2 separate regions of the Homo sapiens genome follow, and region 1 is linked to region 2. A link is a loop called in an ENCODE intact Hi-C map of the cell type or tissue named here. Cell type or tissue: CD14-positive monocyte. All regions are shown on one strand. Each heading gives the region's core, and the rest is flanking DNA. Links, peaks and the distances in the headings are about the cores only. Region 1 has its middle 44 kb from the start of ZFR. Region 2 overlaps LOC124900954 (a long non-coding RNA gene).

The links. Peaks named below come from ENCODE experiments on the same cell type or tissue, not always from the same donor. Only the 100,000 strongest peaks of a DNase experiment are listed, where the experiment ranks them.
Region 1: a loop joins it to region 2, with 2.1 times the contacts of the local background. A loop is called at or near these places in 8 of 110 quality-filtered maps.

The regions. Positions count from the first base shown.
Region 1 is chr5:32,485,012-32,493,347 of GRCh38, reverse strand. No RefSeq gene overlaps it. Among named protein-coding and RNA genes, the nearest start is that of ZFR, 44 kb to the right of the region's middle. In CD14-positive monocyte, for the core only: CTCF peaks have their summits at 3,249 and 3,453 (motif pointing left); a DNase peak (open chromatin) is centred at 3,447.
Region 2 is chr5:32,539,485-32,547,820 of GRCh38, reverse strand. The region is part of intron 4 of LOC124900954 (a long non-coding RNA gene); the gene reads right to left. Among named protein-coding and RNA genes, the nearest start is that of SUB1, 42 kb to the left of the region's middle. RefSeq lists enhancers at 4,816-4,875, 5,246-5,445. In CD14-positive monocyte, for the core only: no CTCF peak of the experiment used is centred there; DNase peaks (open chromatin) are centred at 5,050 and 7,100; H3K4me3 peaks cover 480 bases; H3K27ac peaks cover 1,348 bases.

The DNA of each region.
Region 1 (8,336 bases), core at 112-8,111, 54 kb after region 2:
GTGCTTATATACCCACAACAGCGGCTGGCTCTCATGGAGCCCTGTAAACTGAAATGGGGTAGGCAGACAACCGCAAACAGATGGATGTCTCAAGACATGCCAACCTGAATAGATAATGAACCAGGTCCAGGAATCATCTACTGCCATGGCATATGTGAGTCCTCCTACCACCTCCATAGATGGAACCCAGGGAAAGAAAGGGATGCCAAATTGACTCAGAATGTGCTTGCACTGCCTTAGTGAAATGAGGATTATGGTGGACATTAGGGCTGTTCACAAATGTTCTGACTCTTCTCCTTCTGGGTAGATGGTAGGATTTGCATTTCTCTGCCCCCTTGAAGTTAGATGTGGCCATGTGATATACTTTAGTCAATGACCCATGAGCAGAAGTCAGATGTGTCCTGTCCAGGTTGAAGATTAAGAGCCTGTGATAGTTAATTTTATGTGTCAACTTGGCAAGGCCATGGTACCTAGTTTTTGGTCAAACATCAGTCTAGATGTTGCTGTGAAGGTATTTTGTCCTTGTTCAATTTCTTTTGCTTTATTTCATATTTATTACCTTTGCCTCCCCAAATCAATGTTGTGAAGGCATTTGGATGCCTTCCTTAACATTTAAATCTGTAGACTTTGAGTAAAACAGATTACTCCCCATAATGTGGGTGAGCCTCATCCAGTCAGTTAAAAGCATTAAGAGAAAAAGACTGAGGTATCCTGCGGAAGAAATTCAGCCCCCAGACTGTCTTTGGACTATGGCTACATCAACTCTTCCCTGGGTTTCCAGCCTGTCATCCTGCCCTGCAGATTTCAGACTCGCCAGCCCTGACATTGGCGTGAGCCAATAAGGTCTCTGCCTCTGTCTCTGTCCCTCTCCCTTTGCGTCTCTGTTTCTCTCTGTATCTCTCTTCATGTCTCTCTCTGTCTCTGCAACTCTGTCTCTCTCTCATCATGTTCATTGTTTTTTTTTGAGATAGGATTTTACTATATTCCCCAGGCTGGAGATACATATGTGTAGATAGATAGATAGATAGATAGATAGATAGATAGATAGATAGATAGATAGATAGATAGATAGATGGATGCAGAGACAGAGAGAGACATGAAGAGAGATACAGATAGAGACACAAAGTGAGCACGTGTACAATTCCAGTAAACACACTGTGCATGCAGCCCCTACCAAGTGCTGGCAGGCCGCTGCACATGCGGACAGCCCACCCCAAAGGAAGAATCAGGGGAGAAGTAACGCAAGACCCCAGAAGTATGCCAACATATAAAACCCCAAGTCAAAAGGTCAAACCACGTATTTGATCCCTGAAGTCCCCTGCTTGACCCTCTTCCAAGTGTACTTTCCTTCCTTTCATTCCTGCTCTAAAGCTTTTTAATAAACTTTCACTCCTGCTCTAACACTTGCCTCAGTCTCTCCTTCTGCCTTATGCCCCTTGGTCAAATTTTGTCTTCTGGGGAGGCAAGAATTGAGGTTGCTGCAGACCCCCACCATTACGCCACTGTTAACAGGCTGAAGTGTTCCTCCTGTCTCGGCCTCCCAAAGTGCTGGGATTACAGGCATGAGCCACCACATCTGGCGTGGAATTAATATTCTATCCCCATTCTTCTACCCCTTAAGCTTCCCTGGGCTCTAAAATTACCTCTTTTTCTGAATTCAACAAAAATGTTTCATTTGCTTCTTAGGGTAAAAGATCATAACTATGTAATGAGAGGTAATAAGCAAATCTTCTCCAAGGTCTGAACAAGAGCTCCATTTTCCCAAGGGGATTTGCACTTAAAAAGAAGATCTAAAAACAAAACAAAAATCCCACACGAATCAAGCTGTATTTGGTGAAACTCTAGGAAGTGCGACTAAGGAGTTTTCCCGCACTATGGAAAGTAATTTTTCAGAGGTGCTCTGCAGATAGAATCAACACTGTTGGGCATTGCACTTGGGGTTTCTGGGTGTTTCTAAGTGGCAAAGAGCAGGGAATCCTCAGATTCTCTTCCAGAGTTTCCATTTCTCCATCTAGATGGCTCCCAGCAGTGCTGAGTCCAGCTTCTGTAGCTCCCAGTGGGGCTGAGTCCAGCTTCTGTAGCTCCCAGTGGGGCTGAGTCCAGCTTCTGTAGCTCCCAGTGGGGCTGAGTCCAGCTTCTGTAGCTCCCAGTGGGGCTGAATCCGGCTTCTGTAGCTTCACAGCCTCTCCTGTCCATCCTCAGGCCCAGCTACTGGCTGCTTTGTTTTCCACAGGGCAGCTTCCTGGGCTATGTGACCTTTGTCTCGGGGTAAGGTCCTGCCTGAATCCTGGTGCAGAAATATTATCCCTGGGTGTCACATCTCCCCTCTTGCCTCGCCCCAGGAGGCTTACCTCTAATCTCAAATGTAATGTATAGCCATAAGAAATCAACTAGGGGACCACGTGTGGTGGCTCATGTCTGTAATCCCAGCACTTTGGGAGGCCAAGGCAGGTGGTTCACTGGAGGCCAGGAGTTTGAGACCAGCCTGGGCAACAAGGTGAAACCCCGTCTCTACTAAAAATACAAAAATTAGCCGGGCATGGTGGCGCACACCTGTAATTCCAGCTACTGGGAGGCTGAGGTGGGAGGATCACTTGAGCCCAGGAGGCAGAGTTTAGCTGAGCTGGGATCATGCCACTGTACTCCAGCCTGGGCAACAGAGTGAGACCCTGCCTCAAAAAAGAAAAAAAAAAAGAATAAAGAAATCAACTAGGGAACTTATTAAAAATGCAGATTCAGGATTCCAGATTCTGATTCCTTAGGTTGGGATGCAGGCCAGAAAGCTGCATTTTTACAAGCAGCTCAGATGCAGGCAGGAGGCAGTCTTTACTTGGAGAAATAGTGCAAAGGGAGATGGGGTGAGCTATTAGCATCACCCACTCTCTTAAATCTCCGCTCTTTTCTAGTAAGCTCTGACTCTGTTATTGATGCAGCTGGGCCATCTGCTCACAACCTCAAAACGAAACAAATGAAACCAACAAACAAAAGATGGAATGCTGCTTCTAGGAATTTCTGTGCCATTTTTCTCTTTTCTTTCTGTTTACAAAGGGATGGGCCTTTTTTGTGATGTAGTCTTTAGTGACAAAACTGAGGACAAATGATACCCTCCTCTCCCACTCAGTTTTTGCCATATTTGCAGAAGGCTGATGATGTGGCCTGAAAGTAAACACATAAGAAAGAAGCAGCAGCCAGCTCAAAGAATTATCAAATGAAAGCTAGGACAATCAAGAGTTAAACGCAATTGTTAACGCAGTGACTGTTATAAACTTGGGTTAGAACCAGCAGCCGTAGGGGAGAATCAATAGTCAAAATGACATAATCTATTTGGCCAATTGAAGGGTTCATTTCTATGGCCTCTGGGAAGAGGCACAGAGCCCCCCACACCTGGAAGTAATTATCCCAGCCTGGCCTCCTGCCCAGGCCCAAGTCACTTCTCTGACCGAAATCCATGCGCCCTCTCGTGGTGGAGGTAAAGGACGATAGAAAATTGAGAGTTGTTATATTCTTGCATTTCACCGCTCTTCCATTGGACACCCAGACAGAGCTTTTTTAAGGATCTGCAGGTGCAGAGTCCTCCTCGAAGCTGCAGCAGGACCGTGTGAGGTAAAGAAGCTGCAGCAGGACTGTGTGACAGGTAATAGTGTCCTCGCTCTGGTGGCATCCCCAGATTTAGTCTATGCATGTCAAACATTAGTTGGGTACTTTGATACTTCACAAATGCAGACATTGAGCAGCTGTGCTTAAAAGCACAGTTCTTTCTGGCCCAATTCTATACATTAAACCCAGTCAACCCACCGGTGCATGTCACAGAAAGCAGTGAATAAAAATCAAGCCCCGGCCAGGCCCGGTGGCTCACGCCTGTAATCATAGCACTTTGGGAAGCCGAGGCAGGCGGATTGCCTGAGCTCAGGAGTTCAGGACCAGCCTCGGCAAAATGGTGAAACCCCGTCTCTACTAAAATACAAAAAAAAAAAAAAAAAAAAAAATCAACTCCCAAATTCAGCCTGGCACCCAAACTTCAATCCCAATCCTGCCTGCCCAGCTTCCCCAATCCTATGCGGGGTCTGCTTTTCTAGCCCAACACTCAGCCCTCATTATGGATCCCAGAATCTGCTCCCAGGGCAGGAGCTTTCATTCACCCTGCAGCCCTGGGTTCCACGTGGCTGGCATATCCATCCCTCCTCTCCTACAATCCCAATCAGGGAAAATCTCACAACTCATAACCTGAAAATAATAGAAAAAGACCTCAGAACCTTCAAAAGGGGCTATCCATTAGTCAGACACTCTACTCACACACATGATTTTTTCATTTTTAACTGTAAATTACAGAGACATATTCTACTGTTTTAAAAATTCAAATCCAACATACAGAAGCCATTGTTATTCCTGAACTTTCTATATGTTTTCACATACATAAATGTACTAGAGAAATATTGAGTTTTATTGTTTGTGGAGCTTTTTATTAGCATAAATAGGATGATATTATATCTGTCTTCTTTTTCTTTTACAGCTTGATTTTTTTCTTTATATATAAATATATATAAATATATATATATATTTTAAACAGGATCATGCTCTGTCATTCAGGCTAAAGTGCTGAGGCATGATCATGGCTCACTGCAGCCTTGACCTTCTGGGCTCAAGCAATCCTCCTGCCTCAGCCTCCTAAACTGCTGCAATTACAGGCAGGAGTCACCATGCCCAGCTTACAGCTTGACTTTTTAAATTAACAATAAGATATGTTTTATCAATAAACCTTTCCATGTACATTTCTCTGAAGCCATTTAGTTCTTTTTTTTCTTTTTCAGATGGAGTCTCACTCTGCTGCCAAGGCTGGAGTGCAATGGCATGATCTTGGCTCAATGAAACATCTGCCTCCCGGGTTCAAGCAATTCTCCTGCCTTAGCCTCCCGAGTAGCTGGGATCACAGGCACATGCCACCATGCTCTGCTAAATTTTTTGTGTTTTTAGTAGAGATGAGGTTTCACCATGTTGGCCAGGCTGGTCTTGAACTCCTAACCTCAAGTGATCCACCCACCTCGGCCTACCAAAATGCTGGGATTATAGGAATGAGCCACAGCGCCTGGCCTACTTATTTCTCTTTAACTGCTGCATACTACTCCATAGTGCTTAGAAAGCCAAAATAATACTTTTTTCTGCCTTTCCTAAGTCTGGAATCAATGGAGGAATAAGAAAATGGAGGCAGACAGATATAAATCAAAAGCTGACAGTGTTGTTAACAAGCTGATGGGAAAACATAGTTTAAGGGTGCATCTAGAAGGACTTGCCAATATTTTACCCCTGAACAAATACAGACTTACCTGTTGGGCCACAGGCATCCCTGGACATCCAACATGTGTGTGAAACAGGCTTCAGAGCTTGCCACAGAGCAGGGCAAAGGCCAGAATGATCTCCAAGCAAACATCGTGGAAGACGGCAGGGAAAGAACTGAGCAAAGGTGCCCAGGCCCTTGTACTTAAGTCACCAATCAAGCAAATTAGTCCTCTTCTCATAGAGATGAGTGAGTGGATAAGGAGTGGGAGAGAGAACAGGAGTGTTACTCTAGAATATAACTGAGGCCAGGGAAATGGAGATTCCCCTAAACATTTTCCAGATTTTCAGTCGTGCAACCCTTTCAGCTCAAAAATCTGCCAGAGCACAGCTAACTCCCCCTTCCTCCTGGGAGAAGAGATCAGGCATGTACCAGAACGTTCCTGGCTTCTACATTCATGAATCTATTCCCTCAATACCAGCCACTGCTCTTTTGTAGATCTGTCTCGCGGACAGTTTATATTTTGGCCTCAGCAGACTCTAATATGGGTTAGAGCAGCCCATTAACTTCCAGACCATGATATTACCTAAGCCAAAAATGTGCTCCATATTCTGTTTCCCATCAAAAACATGCCCGGTCATATTGTCCAATGTAACTCACTAAAGGTTATACAATTAAATAAAATGACCGCAAAAAGCTACTCCTTTCAAAAATGCAATACCTAACACAATATAGCCCATATATGAAAAACTCACACCTGGCATCATATTAAATAGTGAAAGACTGAAAACTTTTCTTCTAAGATCAGGAACAAGACAAGGATGCATGTTTTCACCACTTCTGTTCAGTAGAGTACTGGAAGTTCTACCGGACCAATTAGGCAGGAAAAAGAAATAAAAGCCATCCAAATTGGAAAGGATGAAGGCATCTGTTCACAGATGATATAATCTTACACTTAGAAAATGATAAACACTCTACAAAAAAACAGAACTAATAAAATCAGCAACATTGCAGGATACAAAATCGACATACAAAAATCAGTTGCATTCCTGTACATTAACAATAAACAATCCAAAAAAAATTAAAATAATTTCACTTACAATAGCATCACAAAGAATAAAATACTTAGGAAAAAACTTAACCAAAGAGATGAAGCACTTGTATATTGAAAACTACAGCTGGGCATGGTGGCTCATGCCTGTAAGCCACCAGTGAGCAAAGATGGTGTCACTGCACTCCAGCCAGACCTTGTCTCAAAAAAACGAAACAAGGCCCGTGCAGTGGCTCACTCCTGTAATCCCAGTACTATGGGAGACTGAGGCGGGTGGATCACCTAAGGTCAGGAGTTCCAGACCAGCCTGACCAACATAGAGAAACCCCATCTCTACTAAAAAATACAAAATTAGCCAGGTATGGTGGCACATGCCTGTAATCCCAGCTACTCAGGAGGCTGAGGCAGGAGAATCGCTTGAACACGGGAGGAGGAGGTTGCGGTAAGCTGAGATCGTGCCATTGCACTCCAGCCTGGGCAATAAGAGCAAAAATCTGTCCCAAAAAAAAAAAAACAAAAACAAACAAAAAAAACCTACAAAATGTTGCTGAAAGATTTAGATTTAGACATAAATAAGTAGGAAGACATCTCATGGATTGGAAGACTTAATATTGTTAAAATGTCAATATACCCAAAATGATCTACAGACTCAATGCAATCCTTATCAAAAGCCCAATACTGTTTGTTTCCTTGTTTGTTTATTTTTCAGGAAAAGAAAAATCCATCCTAAAATCCCTATGGACTCTCAGAAAACCCCGAATGGCCAAAACAACCTTAAAATAGAAGAATGAAGTTGGAGGTATCAAACTTTCTGATTTTAAATGATAGTAATCGCTGCTACAGTAATCAAGACAGTGTGGTACTGGCACAAAGAGAGACATATAGACCAACAGAATAGAATAGAGAGCACAGATATAAACTGTAAGCCCTGGCCGGGTGCGGTGGCTCACACCTGTAATCCCAGCACTTTGGGAGGCCAAGGTGGCCGGATCACTTGAGGTCAGGAGTTCAAGACCAGCCTGGCCAACATGATGAAACCTCGTCTCTACTAAAAATACAAAAATTAGCTGGGTATGATGGCGTGTGCTGGTAGTCTCAGCTATTCGGGAGGCTGAGATGGGAGAATCACTTGAACCTGGGAAACAGAGGTTGCAATGAGCTGAGATCATACCACTTTACTCCAGCCTGGGTGACAGAGTGAGACCCTGTCTCAAAAAAAAAAAAAAAAAAAGAATTAAAATAAACTGTAAGCCCTTACATACATTAATATAATCAAATGGTTTACAACAAGGATGGGAAGACCATTCAATGGGAAAGGGACAGTCTTCTCAACAAATGGTGCTGGAAAACTGGATATCCATATGCAAAAGATTGAAGTTGGAGCCTTCCCTAACACCATACACAAAAATTAACTCAAAATGGACCAAAGCTCTAAGTGTAACAGATAAAACTATACAGCTCTTAGTAGAAAACACAGGGGGAAAGCTTCATGACATTGAATTTGGCAATGATTTCTTGGATATGACATCAGAAGCACAGGGGCCGGGCGGGGTGGCTCATGCCTATAATCCCAGCACTTTGCGGGGCTGAGACGGGTAGATCACCTAAAGTCAGGAGTTTGAGACCAGCCTGGCCAACATGGTGAAACCCCATCTCTACTAAAAATACAAAAATTAGCTGGGCATGGAGGCACGTGCCTGTAGTCCTAACTACTCAGGAGACTGAGGTGGGAGGATCGCTTAAACCTGGGAGGTGGAGGTTGCGGTGAGCTGAGATCACACCATTGCACTCTAGCCTGGGCAACAAGAGCAAAACTCTTTCTCAAAAAAAAAAAAAAAAAAAAAAAAAAAAGCACAGGTAATGAAAGGAAAAATCAACAAAAGGGAGTATATCAAACTTAAAAACTTCTGTACATCAAGGGTCTCAATTAACAAAGTGAAAAGGTAATATATGGGATGGGAGAAAATACTTATAAATCATCTATCTGATAAGAGATTAATACCTACAATATGT
Region 2 (8,336 bases), core at 130-8,129:
GAGCTCAAGCAATCCTCCCACCTCAGCCACCCAAACTGCTAATATTACAGGTGTGAACCACTGTACCCAGCCAGAAGCCTCTTTTTCTAATCTTAATCTCTATGTGGTAGCTAAAAGAATTGTTACATTCTTAATAGCATCTACGATGGTGAATTCTTTTCAGAAAGTTTTCAATTTACTTTGCCCAGATCCATCAGAGGAATTACCACCTATGGCAGCTATAGCCTTAGAAAATGTGTTTCTTAAATAATGAGACTCAAAAGTTGAAATTATTCCTTGATCCATGGCCTACAGAATGGATATTTTGTTAGCAGGCATGAAAACATTAATCTCCTTGTACTTCTCCATCAGAGCTTTTGAGTGACTAGGCACATTGTCAATAAGCAATAATATTTTGAAAGAAATCTTTCTGTCTGAACAGTAGGTCTCAATAGTGCACTTAAAATATTCAGTAAACTATGCTATAAACAAATATTCTGTCACTCAGACTTTGTCTGAGCATGGGCAGAGTAGATGTAGCATAAATCTTAAAGACCTTGGGATTTTTGGAATGATAAATGAGCATTGGCTTCATCTTGAAATCAGCAGCCACATTAGCCCCTAATAAGAGGGCCACCCTGTCCTTGGAAGCTTTGAGGCCAGACATTGACTTCTCTCTAGCTATGAAAGTCCTAGGTGGCTGTTTCATCTACATTGAAAATTTATTGGCCGAGTGCAATGGCTCACACCTGTAATGCCGGCACTTTGGGAGGATGAGGCAAAAGGATCACTTGAGGCCAGGAGTTCAAGACCAGCCTAGACAACATAGCATCTAGATAATATCTCTACAAAAAAAAAATAAAATTAGCCAGGGCTGAGCACAGTGGCTCACACCTGTAGTCTTAGCACTCTGAGAGGCCCAAACGGGTGGATCTCTTAAGCTCAGGAATTCAAGGCCAGCCTGAGCAACATGGCAAAATCCCATCTCTACAAAAAATACAAAAAATTATCTGAACATGGTGGCATGGATAATTGTCTGTGGTCCCAGCTACTCAGAAGGCTGAGGTGGAAGGTTCACTTGAAACTGGAAGGCAGAGGTTGCAGTTAGCCGAGATCACACCACTACACTCCAGCCTGGGTGACAGAGTAAGACTCGGTCTCAAAAAAAAACAAAAAACAAAAAACAAAAAAACACATTGTTTAGAAAAGTGGCATTGATAGACTTTCTCCAAGGTTTGTTGCCACAAACCTTCAATTTGTAAAAAACAAACACAGTATCTGCAAAGCACAGTAAAAAAAGGTATGCCTATAATTTAAAAGGTTAACTTTTGGCTGGGCACAGTGGCTCACGCCTGTAATCCGAGCACTTTTGGGAGGCCAAGGCAGGCAGGTCGCTTGAGCCCAGGAGTTCAAGACCAGCCTGGGCAATATGGCAAAACCATGTCTCCACAAAAATACAAAAAATTACCTGCATGTAGTGGCGCTCTCCAGTAGTCCCAGCTACTCAGGAGACTGAGGCGGGAGGATCACCTGAGCCTGGGAAGTCAAGGCTGCAGTGAGCTATGATTGCACCACTGCACTCCAGCCTGGGTGACAGGAGTGATACTCTGTCTCAAAAAAAAAGGGGGGGTAACTTTTATCATAACTTTTATTAGGTATGAATTATATCTCAATAAAGCTATCATAAAAAATGAACAAAGGCCAGGCGCGGTGGCTCACACCTAAAATCCCAGCACTTTGGGAGGCTGAGGCAGGCGGATCACCTGTCAGAAGTTCGAGACCAGCCTGCTCAACATGGTGAAACCCGGTCTCTACTAAAGCACACAAAAACTAGCCATGTGTGGTGGCTCACATGTATAATCCCAGCTACTTGCGAAGCTGAAGCACAAGAATCGCTTGAATCCAGGAGGTGGAGGTTGCAGTTAACCAAGATAGTGCCACTGCACTCCAGCCTGGGAGACAGAGTGACTCTGTCTCAAAAAAAAAAAAAAAAAAAAAAAAAAGAACAAATGAGGTTCTAAATTATAAACAGATCATTGGGCTTGTTTTAATTCAGTGTCGATCTCAGCAGAAAGGAGGTTGTCCTGAGTGACCACGAAACTTTGAGATTTGCTACGAAACACCTGCCAAGGGCTGCAAAAAGCCCTAGGCTTTTGCAACTTACCGTAGGACCCACGCTTATCTGGAGCCACAGGATTATCTAACTATACAGTCTCTTTAGGGCATTCGGGCTACAGGCAGCACATCTCTTCCCCTAGAAACGCCCTACAGGGAATTCAGTTTACTACTTGCCATTATAATGGTGTAATTGCATGCTATGCATGGATAATGTGCAAAAACAATCACCAGAGAGTATAAACAAACAGCTGGTGAGCAACCTCGCTGCAAAATGCTAAAGGCAAACTTGAAAAGTTTTGGTTTTTTTTAATTAGTTTTTAAAACCTGATGTGGTTGTCCCAAATGTGCAGCAGAGCATATGTGGCAGCTCGGAAGCAACAGAGACACGTTCTGTAAAATGGCACATTGTCAGAACCATTCACAGGAGAAAACCCGAAGGCAGTGACGAGGCTGAAAGTGGAACCACAATTCACTGGCAGGCCTTTATTCCCACCAATGATTCAAACTTTTCAGCTTAAAAACACCTTCTGTCCCCATAACACATTTTTGCACAGCATGTAAATTTCAAGTGGCTTCTCCCAAAAATACCTTTCTCACCCACCCTAGAGGAGCCTGTAAGACTTATTCAAGAAGCTCTGCCCAAGGCTGGGAGTGGTGGCTCATGCCTGTAATCCCAGCACTTTGGGAGGCCAAGGCGGGTGGATCACCTGAGGTCGGGAGTTCGAGACCAGCCTGATCAACATGGAGAAATTCTGTCTCTACTCAAAATACAAAATTAGCCAGGCATGGTGGCACATGCCTGTAATCCCAGCTACTCGGGAGGCTGAGGCAGGAGAATTGCTTGAACTCAGGAGGCAGAGGTTGCTGTGAGCCGAGATCGCACCATTGCACTCCAGCATGGGCAACAAAGCAAACTCCGTCTCGGAAAAAAAAAAAAAAAAAAGAAGCTCTGCCCAGTCAAGGCGACTGTGCTGGTTGTCCGGGGGCTAATGTGCAGGGCATTTCTAGTCCCCCAAGATCATCAGCCCACATTGCACAAGGACCTAGAGCTGTATTTTGAATAGCCTAAATGGACCTTCTAGAACCGAGTCTTGGGGGGAAAAAATTGAAATATTTGAAACTTACCTGACCAGGCACGGTGGCTCATGCCTGTAATCCCAACACTTAGGGAAGCCAAGGCAGGAGGATCACTTGAGCCCAGGAGTTCAATACCAGCCTGGGCAACATAGTGAGACCTCATCTCTACAAAAATTTTTTAAAAATTAGCGGGGTATGGTGGCATGCACACACCTATAGCCCCAGCTACTCAGGAGGCTGAGATGTGTGGATCGCTTGAGCCCAGGAAGTTGAGGCTGAAGTGAGCTATAATGGTGCCACTGTACCCCAGCCTGGGTGACAAAGTGAGACCCTGTCTCAAAAAAAAAAAGAAAAAAGAAAAGAAAAAGAACTTACCAAACCATCATTATAGCAGAAATATAAGCATATGTAAACAATTCACGTGGCACTGAAAATAATGATGATTAGAAGCATATCAGGCGTAGTTTTGTTCATTGCCTATCTTTTCTGAGAAACTGGTAAATTCTTCAAGCCCCAGCAAGGAAAGGCAGAGTCTCAAACCTGACCAGGTTTGTCATCTGAAGCCCACTATATTGGATATTCTTTCTGCCCTCTCCTGTGGGTTCTATCAGAGTCATGACAGGCTTTGAGCATTTTCTTAGTGCTTATCCACGGATCACTGGTTGGCTTCATTCTATGTGGTTGCTTCTTTCTTTTCTTTTTAAAAATTGAGATATGGGCTGGGTGCGGTGGCTCACACCTGTAAATCCCAGCACTTTGGGAGGCCAAGGTGGGTGGATCACTAGAGGTCAGGAGTTCAAGACCAGCCTTGCCAATATGGTGAAACCCTGTCTCTACTAAAATTAGAAAAATTAGCCAGGTGTGGTAGCAAGTGCCTGTAATCCCAGCTACTCAGTAGGTTGAGGCATGAGAATCCCTTGAACCCAGGAGGTGGAGGTTGCAGTGAGCAGAGATCACGCCACCGCACTCTAGCCTGGGCGGCAGAGTGAGACTGTCTCAAAAAAAAACAAAACAAAAAAAAAAAAAAACAGAGACAGAGAGAGAGAGAATCTATGTACCATAAAATTCACCCTTTTGAAGTGTCCAATTCAGTGACTTTCAGCATATTCACAAGATTGTAGCGCTATCACCACTATCACCTCAAAAAGAAATTCCATGTGCATTAGCAGTCATCCCATTTCCTACTTCTCCTGGTGCCTTGACACTACTAATCTAATTTCTGTTTCTTTTTTTTTTTTTTTTTTTTTTTTTTGAGACAGACTCTCGCTCTGTGGCCAAGCTGGAATGCAGTGGCACGATCTCGGCTCACTGCAACCTCCGCCTCTGGGTTCAAGCCATTCTCCTGCCTCAGCCTCCTGAGTAGATGGGACTACAGGCACACATCTCCACGCCCGACTAATATTTGTATTTTTGGTAGAGACAAGCTTTCGCCATGTTGGCCAGGCTGGTCTTGAACTCCTGACCTCAGGTGATCCACCCGCCTCAGCCTCCCAAAGTGTTGGGATTGCAGGCATGAGCCACTGCACCTGGCCTAATTTCTGTTTCTATAGATTTTCCTATTCTGGACATTTCATATAAAGGAATTCTATAATATGTGGTCTTTCATGTCTGGCCTCTTTCTTGGCATAATGTTCTCGTGGTTCACCCATGCTGTTGTGTGTGTCAGCACTTCATTTCTTTTTTTGGCTGAATAATATTCCACTGTATGGGTATACCATATTTTGCTTATCCATTCGTTGGTTAAGGGAGATTTGGGTTGTTTCCACTTTCTGGCTATTATGAATAACGCTTCTTTGAACTTTCATGTACAGGTTTTTGTGCAGACATACGTTTTCAGTTCTCTTGGGTATATACATAGCAGCGGAACTGATGAGTCATATGGTGACTCTGTGTTTAACGTTTTAAGGAGAACTGCCAGATCCACTGTGCCATTTTACATCTGTGGTTGCTTTTGGCTGTGGCATGGTGGGGCCTTTTCTTGGCTTCTGCCTTTTGTGCTCCTCGTTATCCCACCTGAGCCTCAAGTGGCAACACGCTTCCAGGAATGTCTTGTTTTCTCCTCAAACTTACTCCCAATCAAAGTGAAGTGACCTGTTCCCAAGCAAAGACAGACGAAAGAGAACAAAAATGCAGCAGGGTCCAGCTGCACACCCAACATTGAGCTCCACAATGTATGTGTTCAGTTCTTTTCTTACTCACAGTAAGACTTGAGGTAGATGTCATTGTCTCCACTTTATCAACGAGGAAGTGGAAAAGGCTTCCAGGTTTGTCATTTGAACCCCACTGTGTTGGACATTCCTTCTGCCATCTTATAGTTTTATTGCTCTAAGCTCCTTCCCAAGAAAGCAGTTCTCAAACTGTGCATCACAGAACCTGATGGTACTTCAGGGGTTCAACAACAAACAGTATTTTCTTCTAAACAATGAGTGTTTAACATTCCTGAAAAATCCGCTCCTCATTTTTATCTGTCTTAGAGTTCAGTGGAAACCTTGTCAGTCATTTTCTTTTCTTTTTTTTTGGAGACAGAGTTTTGCTCTATCACCCAGGCTGGAGAGCAGTGGTGCAATCTTGGCTCACTGCAACCTCCGCCTCCAGGGTTTAAGCAATTCTCGTGCCTCAGCCTCCCGAGTAGCTGGGACTACAGGCGCACGCCACCATGCCCAGCTAATTTTTGTATTTTTAGTAGAGATGGGGGTTTCACCATGTTGGCCAGGCTGGTCTCAAATACCTAACCTCAAGTGACCTGCCCATCTCAGCCTCCCAAAGTGCTGGGATTGCAGGTGCCCAGCCACCTCGTCAGTCTTATTTACCACTTTTTGTCCAGGGCTTACAACAATACATGGCATACAGTAATTGTTCAATAAATATTTTTCTAGTTAATAAATTTTTCTCTGCTAAAAATTTGGGAAACCATTGTGCTAAGGCATTGCTTCGTAAACCCGACAAAGTCAAAACTTGCAATTTAACTTACTGTTAAATTGCCCATATAATATATTTTTTAAATATAGCTCATGAGGCCCTGCTGAATCAGACTCTTCAGGGTGGGTGTTGGCATTGCTGTTATGAATCTCCCCCGGTGATGCTGAAAGAGCTTTCTGCAGACCCTAGTTTGCAAGCCACTGCTCTGAGAGGTACTGGCTCTGCTTGGCCTCAGGGCCAGTGACATCTATGGTTACTTTCCCAGGCCTAAGAGATCTTACTCTGGCCCAGAGCCACAGTCAACAACTGTACAGTCTGGAATTTTTATCTGTATCTATTGTCATGACAGTCCACTGGCTATGGCTGGCTTCACTCTAACCATTAGACTTTTCTTTTCTTTTCTTTTCTTTTTTTCTGAGACAGAGTCTCGCTCTGCCGCAGTGGCACAATCTCATGTGACTGCAGTGGCACAATCTCCGCTCACTGCAACCTCCGCCTTCCGGGTTCAAGCAATTCTCCTGCCTCAGCCTCCCAAGTAGCTGGGATTACAGGCACCCACCACCATGCCCAGCAAATTTTTGTATTTTTAGTAGCGACAGGGTTTCACCATGCTGGCAAGACTGGTCTCGAACTCCTGACCTCAGGTGATCTGCCCACCTCGGCCTTCTAAAGTGCTGGGATTACAGGCATGAGCAACCGCGCCTGGCCACCATTAGACTTTTCAATGTGACTGCAAGCCTGAGGAGCACTACAAGCCAGTCTTTCCCTAGACCTCAACTGTAGACCTTCTTTCTTATTGTTAACTAGTAGCAATTAAAGCCATTCTGGATTGAATATCAGAAGTTCTCCATGACTGGAGAAAAGAATCTCACCACTTCTAACACCCTGTAATTCTTCCCTCTTACCCCCAACCCCCGCTCACCAAGGACTTGAGGGATAAGCTTATGCCATGCAACGGGGTTCCCCTTTCCCCTCCACCTATAGAAAGTGGCAGTAGGTCCCATAGATTCAGTTCTTCTTTCAAGGTCAAGGACAGTGTAGGAAATGGTAACATCTTCCACTCCATTCCATTACACTGGGGCCACCCACTGATGGTGGCCCTAAAGAGAAAAAAGAACTCCTGACTCAATTTTACATGCTTGCTTCGAGTCCCACTTCCCCTTTTCTCCTAGGAGGAAGAAGGACTTTATCATACTAGCAAATCTGAAGATTATCTAAAGATATTCAATTATGTATCTATAGTCAGAGTAGACCCACAGTGTGAGGAAGACCAGGCTATGGCAGCAGGGCTGCCCCTTAGGCAGAGTGGGGGTAGAAGAGTGAGGGTGGGAATAGGGGTGTTGGCTGAGGAGATGGAAGGGGAAGCAGGAAGGCAGGGTAAATCTGGATGAGCATGAGATAGAGCCCAGTCAACAAAGCACAGTACCCATGAGGGTGCAGCAATCTCCAATCCCAGTGCAAGCAAATCACTGGCCCCAGGGACTTGAGAAGCCTCAAGATGGCCTCACAGGAGTGCAAAGGAAATAAAAATAGTCTCTCTAGCACTTTGCCACCCAAGGGGTGGTCCTCCAACCAGCAGTGGCAGCATCACCCAAGCGTTTGTTAGACATGCAGAATCTCACGTCCCACCACCTAACTTAACAAGACCTCAGCATGATTTGAATGCACATTAAAGTGCTCTGAACCAGCTTGAGAACAAGCACAACTCAGTATTAAAACACAGTAGATGGTTCAGCTGAGGCTGCGTCTAGGCAACTCTCAAGCTTTGATGCACATAAGAATTGCCTGGAAAGATTCTGATTCAGGCAGAATCAGAATTTTCGGGTGCAGAATTTGGGTAGGGCACAAGAATCTATATTTTTAGCAAATGCACAGATGATTCTGATTCCAGAGGTTCCAACTGCTTTACTTCTGAACAGAGGACATGAAGTTCCCACTTACGTGTGTGCAGAATAATATTTTAAATTCTTAACTCATTGTTTCCATGTATGTGTCTCTTTTGCTCATTGCCCACTTCCAGCAGATAGGCCATTTTGTGCCCGTTGCCATTTGGAAAGGGTGTAAGAAGACTGAAGTCTAAAGAACAGAGAGACAGACAGATAGACTTCTTCCTGACTGTGGCTCCCAAAAGCCTATAGCCTTTGGTTGTACTTGTACAATGCAAACAAATGCCAGTAGATAGACAGGCTATTAAGTGTGAGTCCCAGTGGATTAGGAACTCAGAATTCAGTTGCGGTAGAAAA